2 separate regions of the Homo sapiens genome follow, and region 1 is linked to region 2. A link is a loop called in an ENCODE intact Hi-C map of the cell type or tissue named here. Cell type or tissue: OCI-LY7. All regions are shown on one strand.

The links. A loop is a pair of places that touch in the nucleus more often than their neighbours do. Peaks named below come from ENCODE experiments on the same cell type or tissue, not always from the same donor. Only the 100,000 strongest peaks of a DNase experiment are listed, where the experiment ranks them.
Region 1: a loop joins it to region 2, with 8 times the contacts of the local background. A loop is called at or near these places in 3 of 110 quality-filtered maps.

The regions. Positions count from the first base shown.
Region 1 is chr6:159,216,425-159,218,924 of GRCh38, reverse strand. The region is part of intron 5 of FNDC1 (fibronectin type III domain containing 1); the gene reads right to left. Among named protein-coding and RNA genes, the nearest start is that of FNDC1-IT1, 23 kb to the left of the region's middle. In OCI-LY7, CTCF peaks have their summits at 1,030 and 1,236; a DNase peak (open chromatin) is centred at 1,154; H3K4me3 peaks cover 1,494 bases; H3K27ac peaks cover 2,221 bases.
Region 2 is chr6:159,607,822-159,610,321 of GRCh38, reverse strand. No RefSeq gene overlaps it. Among named protein-coding and RNA genes, the nearest start is that of SOD2, 84 kb to the left of the region's middle. In OCI-LY7, CTCF peaks have their summits at 959 and 1,159; a DNase peak (open chromatin) is centred at 1,141.

The DNA.
Region 1 (2,500 bases), 390 kb after region 2:
AAATGTCCTCCCCCACTCCCACAGCTCCTTGGTGACTTGTAGAAGGAAGTCCCTTGCTCCCTCTCAGCTCCCTGTCCTGCAGCCTCCTCTCCCCTGACAGTTCCACAGCCCCTCCGGCTGCAAGTCTTTGCCCAAATGCCACCTTCTCTGTGGGGCCTCCTTTGACAGTCAGTTCAACACTGGTGCCTCCCTGGGATCGCGTCTGATGCATGAGATGCCCAGTAAGACGTGTTTAGTGACAGAGAGTGGCTCGGAGAGTGGCGCTCCACTGCAGGACATAAGGCCCACCCCTCAAGGTTCCTTAACATGCGACCACTCTGTAGTACCAAGGGTTCTGTGGCCTCTCTGGTATAAACGGCTTGAAAATCCCATGCAGGATAAGTGCGTAGACAGGCTTCCCATGACACGGCAGGTCCATTCCAACACCGCGAGGAGAATCCACTTCAGCCCCATCCTGCACCCGCTTTTCCCCGCGACGGGGCAAGCTTCCAGGAGCCCTCCTCCTCACGGTGATCTCTTACATCATTCACGGTAGCAAGTCTAGTGCTTTATATGTGTGAAAATTTAAGAGCTAACTCATTTTACCAGAAGCCCAAGAGGCTGTCCGGTCCACCCAGGTGGGGACCGGAGCCCACCCCGATCTCAGGTCCAATATTTGCTCACGTTCAGGCAGCAAAAAACATCCTTCCACTATGTTCCGGTGAGCCAGCAGTTCACCACTGAAGAAATAAAAACAACAACAACAACAGATCCAGCCAGTTGAAACACTTGTTGATGCTAAGTGCCACTTTAGTGTGTGCCGTTCCCGGAAGGCTCAGAACAAAGCAAGCTGTCCGTTGAAACAAAGCTCCCCTGCAACAGCGGAGATGCAAAACCAGGGACTCTATTTCCCTGCTGATATGCCGGGCAGAATTTGGCCCGCATCACCAAAGTACGGTCAGCTCACCTGTGTAGGGGTGGCTCAGGAAGGAATGACTGAAGGGTATACAAATTACTCTGTGGCTTCAGGGGGTTGAGTCTCTAATTCAAGGTCTTGCTGCTAATTCTAAAGTCATGCTTGGCAAAGCACATCACTCTAGAGTTTCTACTTTTGCTTCCTGCATTCCCTTGACATTTCACATGCCGCTGCAACAGAGGGGTGGCTGGTCTCCTTTTTGCTTGAATAGCTGGAGTCCATACGCTGGGCTGGCTTTGACGCTGCGCCTGGCTCTCTCGGCTGCCTACGCCACCATGTGGAGACCATGTAAACACACAAAATGCCATGCGGCCAGCCCGTGCCTGGAACACCCACCAGGCAGCAGAGCTCCTCCAAGACAGTCTTCAGCAGGTGGCTGAACAGCAACAAACAGAAAAGGGACGTCCTAGGCTGTATCAGGGAAGGGATCTGATGTGACCATCCACCCAATGTCTCCACCAGATCAAATCCAAACTGCTGATATGCGGGGTAGAATTTGGCCCGCATCACACAAAGTAGAGTCAGCTTACCTGGACCCAGGGGGCTGGCCTCGGAGGTACTGAAGAGCACAGAGCTGCTTATCCAGGCTCCGAAATGCATGGCTGTGCCTTCCTCAGAGTTAGGAGCTCTCAGAGCGCCTAGGAGTGTGGGCTCGCCGGGCTTCCGTCCAAGCAAGTGCTCTGTTTCCGCGCCAGCCTTGGCTGTCTCCTGAGCCCCTGTTTCTCTCTGTGCAGGCCGGCATCTCTCCTCCTAGGCAACTCTCCCCTCTCCTCCTTTACCACGCCCTTGTCTGGTCTCATCCATCTCAGTCACACTGCCCATCCCCCTCCTTGTCTGAAGGATTTTACCTTTTAAGACTAAGTAGGTGCCACGCAATGGGTGCCAGGCTGCCTTCTCAGCAGCGCATCCCCACATAGCACACGCACCTTCCCCACCGCTCCCACCTCCAGCCTCCACACCACGGGGCAGGAAGCTGAGACCCTGCCTACAGGCAAGGGAAGAGACCAGGTAAGGGAAGAGGCCCCTCCAGATAAGGGAAGAGGCCCCTCCAGGTAAGGGAAGAGAGCCTGGATCTTACTGGAGTCTTCTAGAAGGCCCAATCAATCACATCCTTTTCCTTGCTTGAGTACTGAACTGATTAGGAAATGCCAGAACAGTCATTTGTGGGGGCTGAAAGCCCCCTTACATGACAGTAAGTAAGAAGCAAGCTGGAGAACATAGGGCAAGTGTACTTTACACGGAACCCAGAATTAGGCTCTCTGCTCAAGCAGCCCTGGGCCCTGCGTGTGCTCTCTGTGGCCCGGTTTCCCCACGAGGGGCAGAGATGAAAGGGCCCAGTTATGCTTGCCCCATGCTCCTTCCAACTCACCAATGAGAGAAGCAGGGAGCAGGGGTGAGACGGCTCTTGGCACTATCTCCACAAGCAGGAAGCATCAGGCCCGAGGGATAAGTCGACAAGTCGTGCCCCTCAGAGAGCCAAGCCTATGTCCGCTATCCAGGCTTATGGATGAATACGGCCTGCAAAGATCAGAACTCCCTCCAGGC
Region 2 (2,500 bases):
GGTGGGTGTTCAAAGTAAACCATCTCTCAAAGCCAACACATGTAGAAAAATAAAGTTTTACCCTAATAGGCTTTTCTGTTTCCAATGAAGAATGAAACCTGGAAGATGGTGGGAAGGTAGCTGGCACCTCTGAGAGTCAATGTGCAGGACAAATGAAGCATCTGAATCTCACATCCTGGTTTATTCACTGGGGCATGAGCTTGAGGGTAGATAATACATATTTTCCTCTCTTTGTAAAAGGCCTGGACTGGGCCAGATGACACTTGGAAGCTGACCTCAGAAGGCTCTGTTTGGAAGGCTGTTGTGTGTCATATGATGAAAGCTGTGGGGATGGTGACCAGGCCAATGGTTCCCAGTGCCAAGCTTGGTCTCCACAGCTTCAACTTCATTCCAAAATAATTGAAAACATGTGGTAAAATATGCATTTTCTTAAGGTTCAGAATTTCCTTGGGATGTACTTTCCATACTATTTTCGTTTAAAATGCTGTGGCCAAAAAAAGTTTGTATGTCAGTATTTAAGTGTTTTCAAACAAATCTTTTAAACATAAAAATTCTGAAGGATGAACACAGGGCCGAATCATAGTTCTGAGAATTGAGGCAGGTGAGCAGCCTAAAGGAAATGGCTTAAAGCAATATTTCTCAAAGCAAAATGATGAGTTTTGTCATTACAGTTTATAATTTAGTCCAAATGTCTTATACGCCTGCTCTCTTAAAAATAATTCTTACATCTGGACATTATGTTTGTGACATCCAACAAAGAGGAAAAAAAGCATCTGCCCATATTTATCCTGCACAAGTTTCCATCTGCAGCAGAAATAACAGCGCCAAATGTTCATAGGGACCAAGCAGATAAAGAATGTGAGGGAACCCAGCTGGGGGTGACTGTGACCACCAGGAGAGCAAGTGCCCATTTAAAGAGAGTTGCCATTTAGAAAGACAAATCCTGTGTTGCCAGGGGTTCTGATTTTTCAAGATACGCTGGAAATTAACATTTTAATGTAAAATATCCTGACTTTTAAAGTTTTTGAAATTAAAGATAGAAGTACAATGTATCGTCCAATAAATACCCTTGAAGGACAGACTTGGCCTGGGGCTATGAGTTTGCAATCTCTGGTCTGCAAGGTGTGCTGCTGGTCTGAAAAGTTAGGTGGCAGCAGAGCCCCACTGGCCTTGCAAAAGGATGGGACAAGTACTCATCAAGATACATTGGGGTTTCAGGGTTGGGGAGTAAGGTTTGTACTATCTCTGTTTCCAGCAGTTTAGTGGGAAGAATGAGAGACAACTTTAAGATGAAGTCAGAGAATGCAGCAATGCACATGTGGGTAGAAGTAGGTGAGGCGAAAAGCGAGTTCCAATGAGAAGAGAAGATCTGGAGCCATGGCCACTAGAGAGCTTGCATCACATTGATGAATGGCTGAAGAGGAGCTTAGAAGAAGCATTGGCTGATGCCAACATCTGACAAATATTTACTCCTGGGTAGTGCTTTTAGCTCTCTCAAGACAGAAAGATAAATATCTGTAGTTATTAACTAATTGTCTTCAGGGCACCTTGTTACCTTTCTCTTCCTCCCCAGCCTCACTACCTCAGTAAACTCCAATTTCTTTTTTATGTTGTATCTCAACCAGTTGATCATTTAGAGTTGACTGCACTCACAGCTGAATCTCTCCCATGATTGTAAGCTCACTTCAAATAAAAGGGCCCCCACCCTGTTCCCTATACTACCTTTGGGTACTGTCTAATTAGATATGCCATGATTACAGTTAGAAGAGTGAGACCAATCAGGAAAATGAGAGAGTTTTCTTGGGCTGAATATGAAGATTCAGAAGCAAATAGGGTAAAAGGTGGGATGAGGTTCATAGGTCAAATATTCTAACTCTAGTAGGTAACTAACTGTATGGGAACTTACGGAGCTATCCTAGCCTCACCAGGCCCACTGATATGAAGTGTCACAGGCTGGGAAGAACCTGAAAAGTCCTCCCACCTCCACTGTATCCCATGTAGCTGAGACCAAGGAAAGGCAATGTCAATTGTCTTTTAGAATCAGACTCTAAAAAAGAAAAAAAAATGTCCAGAAGATTTCTAATTCTCACCAAATTGGAGTAAAACTATTGAAAAAAGGATGCTAACACTATGCTAATGGGAACATTAATCCAAAGAAAACTGGGATGGCTATAATGATATCTGACAAAGTAGATTTGAGAACAAAGTAATTAACAGAAATAAAGAAGATCATTTCATAATGATAAAGGGGTCAATTCAAGAGGTTATAACAATTATAAACACTTATGTGCCTAATAACAGAGCTTCAAAACATGTAATGCAAAAACTGATAGAACTACAAGGACAAATAGCCAGGCCACAAGCATGTTAGAGATTTCAATACCTCTTTATTAATAATGAAAAGAACAAGTTGACAGAAAAATTGTCAGAGATATAGAAGAGGACCTGAACAACACTGTTAATGAACCTGACCTAATTAGCATTTATAGAACACTCCACA